Regions from separate parts of the Homo sapiens genome. Here region 2 is linked to region 1. The links are chromatin loops, found by intact Hi-C in ENCODE. Cell type or tissue: sigmoid colon. All regions are shown on one strand. Each heading gives the region's core, and the rest is flanking DNA. Links, peaks and the distances in the headings are about the cores only.

Region 1 (6,446 bases), core at 1,693-4,192:
ACAGGCACCTGCCACCACGCCCGGCTAATTTTTTGCATTTTTAGTAGAGATGGGATTTCACCGCGCTAGCAAGGATGGTCTTGATCTCCTGACCTCGTGATCTACCTGCCTTGGCCTCCCAAATTGCTGGGATTACAGGCCTGAGCCACTGTGCCCAGCCCTACAAGTGCTAACTTTTAAGTATATATATAATGTTATTCTCCGCATATCCACACCTCTACATCATCAAACTATAAGAACCCACTGACATTCTGGCACATTATCCAGGCTTCACCAAGCAACCTCATGTCCATACGTCTCCCAGAGCAGCCAACTCTAAGTGGCACTAACTGGAAAAGCAGCCTCGCATTGTCATCCCACAAGGAGAAGGGCAAAGCTCTGCTTTCAGATGCCAGTGTAGGGCCACTGGGCAAGGACCCTCCGATGCTGTTCCAATTTTTTCATTCTGTTCTTCCTTTTTTTTTTTAGACAGCGTCTCACTCTGTTGCTCAGGCTGGAATGCAGTGGTGTGATCTCAGCTAGCTGCAACCTCTGCCTCCCCAGTTCAAGAGATTCTCCTGCCTCAGCCTCCTGAGTAGCTGGGACTACAGGCCTATGCCCCGCTAATTTTTGTAATTTTAGTAGAGACGGGGTTTCACCGTATTAGTCAGGCTAGTCTCGAACTCCTGACCTCAAGTGATCCGCCCACCTTGGTCTCCCAAAGTGCTGGGATTACAGGCATGAGCCACTGCGCCCGGCCTCATTCTGCTCTTCTTTTTATTGTGATTTACTCTTCAGGTATATAAGACAGTGGTTTTCCAGCAGTATGCTATGGCACTCCATTTGTTTGGTAAAATAAATTTTGTAAAATCTATTTTTGCTGCAACTGAGTATACATATGGTTACACTGAGGTCTATCAAGATGCATTCTGCAAAAAGTAAAAGTTGTGGCGTAATGACAGATTGCAGCAAAGAACAATTACATGTTTTCCAAAACATGGAAACACTGTTCCCCAAACATAAAAGAAAACATCTTGGGAGGCCGAGGTGGACAGATCACGAGGTCAGGAGATCGAGACCATCCTGGCTAACATGGTGAAACCCCGTCTCTACTAAAAATACAAAAAATTAGCCAGGCGTGGTGGTGGGCGCCTGTAGTCCCAGCTACTTGGGAGGCTGAGGCAGGAGAATGGCGTGAACCTGGGAGGCAGAGCTTGCAGTGAGTTGAGATCACGCCACTGCACTCCAGCCTGGGCAACAGAGCGAGACTCTGTCTAAAAAAAAAAAAAAAAAAATGAAGACATCAAGGTAAAGGCAGTAAACTGAGCAGTCCTCAAACCTAGATGTGGCGTGGAAAGGGAAGCATAAGAGCTGTACCTTTGCTGTATGTACTTGTATGGATACCATAAGATACTGTTTTATCATATATCATACTGAACATGGTGGTGTAGTTTCAATTCCTTTAAGCCCCTATGTGTGTTGCCAATACTTACAGCACTTGAAAGTGTGCTACAAACACAGGAGATTGCGAGCCTCTAGTATGGCAGAAAGCTTTATACTTGTATGGAAGACCAGAGGAATATATACAGATTTATTCTGATTTAGGTTACCTAAGGGAACTCCCTCACACAGAATATGGAATTAGGGGAAGGCCTAATTTTTTTTTTTTTTTTGAAACAGACTCTTGCTCTATCACCCTAGGCTGGAGTGCAGTGCGCGATCTTGGCTCACTGAAACCTCTGCCTCCCAGGTTCAAGCCACCACACCCAGCTAATTTTTTTGTATTTTTAGTGGGGATGGGGTTTCACCATGTTGGCCAGGCTGGTTTCGAACTCCTGACCTCAAGTGATACACCCGCCTTGGCCTCCCAAAGTGCTAGGATTACAGGTGTGAGCCACCACGCCCAGCCAGGGAAAGCTTAATTTAAGGATGGACTCCGTATTCCACAGACAATTTTCAGAAATAAGTAGTCAAAGAAAATTAGACCAACCTGAAATCTGATGTCTCTATCAGAGGACATTCAATAATCTCGGGAATTATCTTTAGTTTGTGCTTTGAGATGTAACTATCCCTCAGGATTCCAAAAATAAAAGTCAATGGCTATCACAGTGCTTGAAACTCCTAAAAGTGTTACTCCTCCTTCTGCCTCTCTGTCTTTCAACTATGTTTCACCGGAGCATTTATTTTCCTCTGAAGGTTTGTGTCTGAACCAAAGGAAAATGCTGGGACCTCTTTTGGAGAAGTTTTGGCTTCAGTAAATTTTATAAGATAAACAAAAGTGAGACCTTCCCATCTCTGTCAATCATATTCATTCAAAATAACAGCACTCTCCAGGACCGGGGGTTGTGGGGAGGGAAAATGCTGGGGAGAAGGTAATGTCATGAATTGTTCCCCTGCAGCTGGTATTTCTCAGTAACAACTGTACATACAAAACAAAAGATCTCTTCAGAAAGCCAGGGACAGACAGAGAGGCCAATAAGAAGAGATCATTATAATCATATTTTAGAGATCAAACAGCTTGAATTACATTTGCTTGAGCCCAGTTAGGTTTCCTGGTTGTTTCAAATAGAACATAGCAATTTAGTGTACCCTAACATAAGAATATAATATAATGGCAAACATACATAATATTATCTCCAGGCATCTACCATGTAGCAGGTTTGTTATCTTCTACTTCTCTTCCACAGTGCTGGGGATAAAAGATAAAAGATATTCTAACACAGGGAGGCAGTATAGCACAGTGGTTAAGAGCATAGGCTTGGCATCGCATCAGGATAGAGTCCCAGCTTTGCCTCTTACTACTATGTTACCTTGGGCAAGTTTCTTAACCTCCCCAAAGGCTCAATTTCCTCAACTGCTAAACAGAAGTTGGGATTTATCTACTTGGTGGTTATGGTAAGAATTGAGAGAGAGAACTCATGTAAAACATTGAGCACAGTACCTGGCCTGCAGAGAGGACTTAGTAAATGTTTGCATTTAGAGTCAATAAATGTCTGAATACACAAATACTTTGTTTTTCCCTAGACCTCTCATTTTCTATCCTCATTCTACCCCCAATCTAAGCAAAAAGGAGGGAAGTATTTGGAAGTCATTGCAGCATGTTCGTCATGTCATATTGCTAAAAAGGAATGAGATAACTAACTTGCTAGGCTTGGTTTTGCTGTTGGATCAAAGGCCTGCTACACAGCTGTGCTCCTGCAAAGGACTGTTCCCTTCTCTCCTTCTAGCGTGTCCCCTTTACAGCTGCAGGACTCCAGTACACAGCAGCCACCATGACTGTTCATGGGGAGATGAGTATCACGTGTAAGCAATCAGTTGGCTCCCATCCAGGAAGTAAGGCTTACAAAACATTTATCCAGACACTAGTCTTCTGGGACAAAAGTCCACAGTGCTATCCACAGGCAGGTATTGGGAGTCGGACCAGGAGGCTTCCGGGAAAACAGTCTTGTCCTTTTTTATTAAATAGACAAAAATATGAAATGTGCCTAGCTTTAGAGCTTGGCCAGTTCTCTAAGATGTTTCCTTAACTGTCTATAACTTCTTCAAAACAACATTAAGAATGACCACACACTGGGGCTGGGCGCGGTGGCTCACGCCTGTAATCCCAGCACTTTGGGAGGCCGAGGCAGGCAGATCATGAGGTTAGGAGATGGAGACCATCCTGGCCAACATGGTGAAACTCCGTCTCTACTAAAAATACAAAAATTAGCTGGGTTTGGTGGCACACACCTGTAATCCCAACTACTCGGGAGGCTGAGGCAGGAGAATAGCTTGAAGCCAGGAGGCAGAGATTGCAGTGAGCCAAGATCGTGCCACTGCACTCCAGCCTGGCAACAGAGCGAGACTTGGTCTCAAAAAAAAAAAAAAAAAGGAATGACCACACACCACATAACCAGACCAAAAAAAAAAAAAAAAAGAGGAACTCTATTTCAGTCCACATGAACGATGAAATCAAGGAGGAATTTTACAATTACAGGTTTCCTTTGACAAAGGGGTTTTACGACTGCTTTGGCCTCAGAAGTGGGTGGTGCTTTCATTTGCAATGCCTTAAAAACTAAATGTTCACACCAGGGATAAGAAATCTGGTCACATGGAAAATCCAACTGCTGCTTCTAATGAGATGCTGTTAAAACCACATTTTAAAAATGCTTCCTAAAAGCATACAGAATGCATAAACATGAAGGTATTTGCCTGTGTCCAAAATTACAGAAGGGCTAAACAACACTGAGTTTCACTGGCCCAAAGCCAAGTGAAGCACTTCACCCTGACAGAAATTATAGTGCCGTCATTGTGTTGCAATAACCCTCTATAAAATGGAGCATTGTGTTTCTGCTGAGTCTTGAACAGAAAATGAATCAGGATCTGGCATCCTTAGAGGAATGGGGAGAAGTGTATTTTTGCTTACAGAGAAGAGGATATTCACTAAGTTCCACGAAGTAAATGTTTTGCTCATCTTTTTAAAAATTCTGCCTTTCAAAAGGAGCTATCTTTGACCCACATTTGAAAATGCTTATTATGTTCAGAAGATGTTGCCATCTTTTGCTCTATAAACTTTTAAAAAAGCACTTGCTGTTTGGTTTTGGAGTTGTGCTTTTTGTTGTTGTTGTTGTTGTTTTTGAAATGGAGTCTCACTCTGTCACCCAGGCTGGAGGGCAATGGCAAAATTTCAGCTCACTGCAACCTCTGCCTCCCAGGTTCAAGCAGTTCTCCTGCCTCAGCCTCCTGAGTAGCTGGCACTGTAGGCACACGCCACCACACCCAGCTAATTTTTTTGTATTTTTGGCAAAGATGAGGTTTCTCCATATTGCCCAGGCTGGTCTGGAATTCCTGAGCTCAAGCAATTCTCCCACCTCAGTGTCTCAAAGTGTTGGGATTACAGGCGTGAGCCACTGCACCTGGCCGTTCCCACGTTTTTAAGACTCAACTGTTACATGGAAAATAAGCTCAGGTACATATGCTCAAGTGCAGAAAGGTAAGCCTGGTAAAAACTAATAATAACCCTAGTGCAAAAAGACTCAAGTAGGCTGTCATTATGAAAAGTTGGTTGCTAGTTAGAAAAGAACAAAGGTCACTGTAGTTCAACTTTTACATTTTTATTTTTGTTTTTTTATTCCCTGGAATTGTATAATGTGGTGCTTTAGGCTAGATAGGGCCTACAGTTATTTTTTTTTTACCCTAATAAAACACTCTTATGGTTACTACTACCTAGCCCAATCCTACTCTTCCCCTATTTCAATACTCCAAGCATTTGTTTTGAAAACGTCATAAAAATCTAATTTTTATCAACTGACATATGTTCCAAATTGATTTTACTGAGAGCCTAAGCCCCTAATCTCTATTAACTTTTAGGTTCTTTTTGCCTTCAACCCAGAAGTTGTTGTGTCCACTAGAATGGAAGGCAAGAAATAGCCAATGACATATATACATGCATACATATATATATATATATATATTAGGATATCTGTACCTTTGAGGAAACAGCAATCGTTATAGCTATCCTTCATCAAGTATTATAGTAGGCACCTTGCTAAAGGCTTTAAAATGTGATCTCCTTTAATCCATACAACACTTTTTGAAGTAGAATCTATTATCTTCATTTTACAGAAGAGAAAACTAGGACTTAAGCAACTTGCCCAGGTTCATAGATCTAACAAATCAGAGAGCCAAGAGTGAAATCAGGCCAAATTAACATCCATTACACAATGCTGTCTCCCAAGCTCCAAGTCTGTTTACCCTGGGCAAATATTACACTTATATTTCAAAAGCAAAGGGAAGAGAGGGAAGTGGATGCTTCTAAATGCAGGAGAAGCAAATGGAAAATTTTGTGGCTATTTATTCATCCACAAAGTTTATTAAGGGACAAACACACTGTATGAGATCGTTGCAGGATTGCAGCGCAGTTCCTGTCTTCAGAGAGCTAACATTAACTGGAAAGACACCTAAGAATATAAGTCAAAATTTTAAAAGTGCTCCAATAGAGGTATACCCAAAGTATTGTGTGTAGGGGCATAAAGAAAAAAGAGATTTTTTCTGACTACTTGACAAACAGTTGGATAGACTCGTTTTGCCTTCTGATCATTACTACCACATTCATTTAACCTACTCATTAAGAACATTTGACACCTGTTTGCCAAAATTAATGCATAGTAATTCTGAATATTTGAAGACTTTCAAGTCAGTGAACTGAAAAATCTCCTTCTATACTCTCAGATATTATTAGTAGCAATGAAAGCTGGTAAAATATATATATTACATATATACATGTATATAAATATTTATATATAAAATAAGGTTTTAGAAAGCAAGCCAGTTTTGGAAAAGCAAATCAGTAACATGAATCAGACTCCTAGGAATTTATCTACTTTACTGATAAGCTCTTGGGGTAAAGTGTTAACTCAGCCCTTGCTTATTTAATAATAAACTGGAAATAACCTAATGTCCATCAGTTGGGGATTAATTAAATTCTG
Region 2 (6,446 bases), core at 2,388-4,887, 170 kb after region 1:
CCACCCATGTGCGTAGCTTTGTTTTTGGTACTGTGGAGCACAAAAGGAGTATGAATCATGGTGGTTTGGAGATAAACTTGAGTTATTTCAAAGAAAGCGAATCTTATCAATCTGAAGAATAAACTTTCATTTATTTAAAATGAAACTTATCTAAGTGGTATATATTCTATAGAGAACTTGAAAACTGATTTCTAGGCCGGACGTGGTGGCTCACACCTGTAATCCCAACACTTTGGGAGGCCGAGGCGGGCGGATCACCTGAGGTCAGGAGTTTGAGACCACCCTGGCCAACATGGTGAAACCCTGTCTCTACTAAAAATACAAAAAAAAATTAGTTGGATGTGGTGGCGCATGCCTGTAATCCCAGCTGCTCGGGAGGGTGAGGTAGGAGAATCGCTTGAACCAGGGAGTCGGAGGTTGCAGTGAGCCAAGATCGTGCCACTGCACTCCAGCCTGGCAACAGCAAGACTCCGTCTACAAAAAAAAAAGGAAAAAAAAAACTGATTTCTATTTTGTGATACCTGGGAATTATATTTAGCCACCAGCTACTTAATATGTATCATTTCATGTCCTTTAGATTTACCTGCTAGGATATGAGCAATATTTTATTAGGGATGTGCTTTCTTGGCCATTCTTTGTTTTGTATGTTGATATTCCTTCCAATCAGTTTACAGTATTTTGAGTTGGATTAAGATGCGTGAGGGACAAGTTATAAACTAATCATTAAGGATCTTCTAATACCGTATGCATGTCTTTCTGTCTGTAAAATGTGCTCATTATAAAAGTTCATACAGTATAGGGGCAAATTGAAGTAAAACGTGAAAAGTTCCTCTCTCCCAGCAAGCGCACTTCAAATGGTATCTAGTGGTATCCATGGGTATCACTGTGAATACTGCAAAGATACCAGTGCTCAATGGTATAATGTTTAATATAAGAGTTTAATGTAAGGTTTGGTGAGTAAACCAGGACTATAGCAGGGAAAGGAGTTAAAAAGCCTTATCTAGCTAGCCTGTTCTTTTGCCTCACCTAGGAGTATAGAAAGGTGGTTTAACAAACCCGGAACTTGCTTCCATTTGCTTTTTTCCTAGGTCTAGTCTGTTCTGATTCAAATAAAGTAAACTGAGGCAAGCTTAATATATCCTGAACTCATGTATCAAATTGTCTTTAAGTGCAAATACAGTTTTAAAAATATTTTAGTTTTTCATGCATGGCGTTAAATAGTTCTATGAGATATGTTACGGAAAACTATCCTCTACTCACATACACATCATATTCTGCTTCCAGAGGTAAGCAATTTTTGCTCATTTAGCTGATTCTTAGGGACTTTACCTCTTTATCATTAAGTCTACATACACATTGCCATTTCTTGATTTTCTTTTTAGTGGTATGTATTACCTATTGACTTCTCACTCTACTCCAGAAGATGGAGGGTATAGCTGTCTATATACAGCTTCTTCTCACTTCTCCCTTCCTGTTTTTCCATTCTCCAAATATATTTTGATTGAGCTCATATTCAGTGTTTATATTAAAATGACTATATACTTGAAATTTACTGCTAACCTCCATATACTCTTGTGACTACATCCCCTTTCTGGAATATCATTTTACTTTTACTGGAATGAATATATGTTTAAAAATATTTAATTTTCTATATGGTGATCACTGTTTCAACTTCAGACTTTCTCCCAGTTGATTAAATCTCTCTGGTTCAAGCCAAATTAGCGTTCCATTAATTGCATCTTCTTAAAATTCTATTTATTTCTTTTCTTTCTTTTTTTTTTTTTTGTAGTCTTCAGGATTATCCTTAGGTTTTTTTTCCTAGGCTGGTGAGCTTCTCTGGAGAAGATTCTTCCAGTCTTCTATGCTGGCTGCCAGTGTTTTAGTAGCCCATTTGGGAAAGAAGGGTTGGAACATGAGGATGGTCCCCATTGTTCCAGTCTATGAACTTTCATCAAATCCTTCTAGGTCAGGGTTTCTCAGCTATCAGCACTATTGACATTTGGGCTAGATAGTTTTGTGAGTGGCTGTCCCATGCACTGTAGGATGTTTAGCAGCATCCCTGGCCTGTACACACTAGATGTCAGTAGTACACATTTACCTTCTTCAGTTGTGACAACTAAAAACGTCCGTAGACATTGTTACATGTTGCTTGTAGGACAAAATCCACCCCCAATTGAGAATCACCACTGCTCTAGGTAGAGAGGGTTAACAGTAGGCCTGAGTCCTTTTCTTCGTGGAAAATGACCTTGGGTTTTCCTTCTCCTGGCATTCTTTTCCTGGACACATACTGGATTAAGAATTAAATATAGAATATCTCCAGGTAATATTGTTTATTGTGAAACTGACCCCTGTTGGTGAGTGTATATGGACCAGGAAGACTGTCCATGAATGAATAAATTAGCCTATGAAAAGACATAGACCTTGACTTCGTGGTGTGCAGTGTAACTCTTTTTTTTTTTTTTTTTTTTGAGACAGAGTCTCACTCTGTTGTCCAGGCTGTAATGCAGTGGCGCAATCTCAGCTCACTGCAACCTCCGCCTCCCAGGTTCACATGGTTCTCATGCCTCAGCCTCCCGAGTAGCAGGGATTACAAGCACATGCCACCACGCCTGGCTAATTTTTGTATTTCTTTTTTTTAGTGGAGACAGGGTTTCGCCATGTTGGCCAGGCTGGTCTCGAACTCCTGACCTCAAGTGATCCACCTGCCTCGGCCTCCCAAAGTGCTGGGATTACACTGTGGGAGCCACTGCACCTGGCCAGCAGTGTAACTCTTATAAATGAGCATGAACGTGTTCTTTAAGGGGCCCTGGAACTTAACCTCATTGGCTGTTAAAAGGTACTGCTGGTTCCCATGGAGCATGAAGTTTCCCTAAGCCAGGGTGTTTTCTGCACTTACCATGTGGTCTCTTTCCCTTACAATGAGCTATTTATGGGCCCAAAAAGGGCCTGTGGTGAGCTGTATGGACTCCCTCAGAAGATGGCATGTCTCTTTTTATTTATTCAGAACTGAGTGAATCTGGCTTCAAGCTATGGTCTGTTGGGTCTTGTCAGCGAATGTTAATCTGTACCTGAGACCACTGCTGGTGGGTGAGTGAGTAAAAGAGGGAATCTGAGAATTAGCTGCTTTCTTAAATGTGTTTTCAACCATTCTTCCTGCTTTTAGTCGCACCATCACCTGTCTACTCTTGCTTCTGAGGACTTCTGAGGTTACACGATATAAATTGAGTGCTCCTCTGCTTTTCTCCAGTGCTGGCCCAGCATTCAGCTTCTCTTGGATTTGCTAAATTGGTTACCACTCAGCCATATGCTTTTTTTCCACATCTTCCCACCCCCATTTTAATCCCTGTAAAACAATGCTTCACAACTTGGGCTACTTTGTCCTGCTGGGTATATGCAACATTTTTGGTTGTCCATCAAGGGCGTGTGCTACTACTGGCATCTAGTGGGTAGAGGCCAGAGGTGCTGCTAAACATCCTACAGTGCACAGGACAGCCCACATGAAGGATAATTATCTGGCCCAAAATAGAGCCAAGGTTGAGAAACCACATTTTAAATCGTGTGGCACCTGTTAGTCACGATCAGCAAGGTGGCAGTTATAGTACGTTGTATGAAGTCCTTCTGTTGAAAGTTTCTAATAAAGATCAAGAAAGTACCAGCATCAAATCTTCTTAGATTTAAGGAAATATAGGTATCTTTGGCCAGTCCCTCTCTCCTGAACTCCAGGTGCATATATTCCATCTCTAATCAATATCTCTATTTGGATGTCTAATTGTGTATTATATTTCTCCAGAGAGATAGAACCAATAGGATATGAGTGGGGATTTATTATGGAAATTAGCCCACACCATTATGAAGGCTGAGAAGTCATGTGACAGGCTGTCTGCAAGCTGGAGACCCTAGGATGGTGGTAGTGTGACTTAGTCCAAGTCAAAAAGCCTCGGAACCAGGAAAGCCCATGGTATAATTATCAGTCCTAGGCTGAAGGCCTGGGTACCCAAGGGAGGCTGCTGGTATAAGGCCTGCAGTACAAAGACTGGAGAGCCTGGAGTTCTGATATCCAAGAGTAGGAGCAGAGTGTCCCACCTCTAGGAAGGATAGGGAGGAAATCACCTTTTCTCTGCCTTTTTTGTTCTATCTGGGGCCCTCAGTCAATTGGATAGTGCCTACCCACAATGAGGATGGATCTTCCCCACTCAGTCCTGGTTCACACACCATCTCCTCTGGAAACACTCTCACAGACATACCCAGATGCTTTACCAGTTCTCTAGGTATTCCTTAATCCAATGAAGTTGATACCTAAAATTAACCATCATAAATAGATTGCTCAAATTTAACTGGTCTAAACCTAAAGTCCTGCTCTTTCTCTTCAAACTTATTTCTCCCACTGTCTTCTCTATCTCAAATAATGGATATTCCATCCGTCTAGTTCATCAAGCAAACTCCTTGGAGTCTTTATCTACTTATTTTCTTTCTACCTCCCTTTCAATCCAGCAGCAAATTCTGTTGGCCTTATCTTCAGAATATGTCTAGAATGTGATCACTTCTCACCGCCTTCACTGCCACCAAGCCAATATCATCTTGATTTAGATTTTTGAATAGGCTTCCTTCTGGTCTTTCTGCATTCACCTTTCTCCCTTAACAGTCTATCATCCACACTGCAGCCAGAGTGATCCTTTTGAAAGATAAGTCAGATCATCTCTTTTCAAACCTAAAGGCTTTGCATCTCATGGTATAGCCCAAACCCCTATAATGCCTATAAAGCCTTGCCTGATCTGCTTTCCCATTACCACCTATTTTTCTTCCTTCTGTCCCTTACCCCACTAGCCATACTGTCCCATACTTGTTCTCAGCCAGTAGCCAGAGCCTGCCTCTTAGCCTTTGCACTTATTCAACCCTGCCCAGACGCCTTTCCCCAGTCTTCTGTGTAACATTCTCCTAGCTACCTTCTGGAATTTGCTCAAATGTCACTTTCTTATTGAGGCGTTCTTTGATTATGCTATTTAAAAATGGAGCTCCCCTTACTCTGCCATATTATTACCTTTTTTTTGTTTTGTTTTGTTTTGTTTTGTTTTTTTTGAGACAGATTCTCGTTCTGTCACCCAGGCTGGAGTGCAGTGGTGCCATCTTGGCTCACTGTAACCTCTGCTCCCTGGGTTCAGTGGATCCTCCTGCCTCAGTTTCCTGAGTAGCTGGGTCCTCAGGCATACAATATCATGCCCATTTAATTTGGAATTTGGAATTTTATACATGACAGTGTATTTTTAAAATGAAAATACTTTGTAAAGCTATTAGTTTATAGCAAATTCAAAGGATTTTTTTCATCATAATATACACAATCATCAAGTTTTCTTAAGATTCAGCAAAACCTTTTGCTAAATTTAAAGGAATAGGTAAGGTTGGCACAGTGACTCACGCCTGTAATCCCGGCACTTTGGGAGGCCAAGGCAGGCGGATCACCTGAGGTCATGAGTATCAGACCATCCTGGCTAACATGGTGAAACCCCATCTCTACTAAAAATACATAAATTAGCCAGGCATGGTGGCGGGCACCTGTAATCCCAGCTACTTGGGAGGCTGAGGCAGGAGAATCACTTGAACCTGGGCGGCAGAGGTTGCAGTGAGCTGAGATGATGCCACTGTACTCCAGCCTGGGCGACAGCAAGACTCCGTTTCAAAAAGTAAAATAAAATAAAATAAAGGAATAGGTATCAGATGAAAAAAGAGGCTGAAGATTTAGTGAAATCCAGGGGAAAAGCCTAATTCACACAAACATATTTCAAATAAACCCCCCCAATAATCACTGGCACATATGCCTTGACTCTTATTGTTGGTGTTTCTTGGAAATCTGTGTGTGTGTGTGTTTTTTTTTTCTGCAGAAGTAAAAAGCATCTTTAGGTTTAGGTCTGTTTTTGTTTTGGGTTTGTGGAGGGCTGGTGAAGGACCTTTTTTTTAGACAATAATAGAAATATATTCATGTGGCCTGGTGCAGTGGCTCACGCCCGTAATCCTAATACTTTGGGAGGCCGAGGTGGGCGGATCGTTTGAAGTCAGAAGTTCGAGACCAGCCTGGCCAACATGGTGAAACCCCGTCTCTACTAAAAATACAAAAAAAAAAAAAAATTATCCTGGCGTGGTGGCAGACACCTGCAATTCCAGCTACTCGGGAGGCTGAGGCAGGAGAATCACTTGAATCTAGGAGGTGGAGGTTGCAGTGAGCCAAGATCATGCCACTGTACTCCATCCTGGGTGACAGAGCGAGCCTCCATCTCAAAAAAAAAATGTGTATATATATATATATATATATATATATTCATCTATTTAAAATGAATAGGGGCTATAAAACAAAAAGAAATAGTTTTAAAAACATTTACAGATTTACCGGCTATATAATATCCAGTAGAAGGAGAGTAGAATAAAGAGAAAAGGGGGCAAAATAGAAAAATTGA

Evidence for each region. Peaks named below come from ENCODE experiments on the same cell type or tissue, not always from the same donor. Only the 100,000 strongest peaks of a DNase experiment are listed, where the experiment ranks them.
Region 2: a loop joins it to region 1, with 4 times the contacts of the local background. A loop is called at or near these places in 62 of 110 quality-filtered maps.

The regions. Positions count from the first base shown.
Region 1 is chr2:203,647,785-203,654,230 of GRCh38, reverse strand. No RefSeq gene overlaps it. Among named protein-coding and RNA genes, the nearest start is that of CD28, 56 kb to the left of the region's middle. In sigmoid colon, for the core only: a CTCF peak has its summit at 2,661; DNase peaks (open chromatin) are centred at 2,748 and 3,311; H3K27ac peaks cover 1,413 bases.
Region 2 is chr2:203,481,433-203,487,878 of GRCh38, reverse strand. The region is part of intron 4 of RAPH1 (Ras association (RalGDS/AF-6) and pleckstrin homology domains 1); the gene reads left to right. Among named protein-coding and RNA genes, the nearest start is that of RAPH1, 51 kb to the left of the region's middle. In sigmoid colon, for the core only: a CTCF peak has its summit at 3,437 (motif pointing left); no DNase peak of the experiment used is centred there.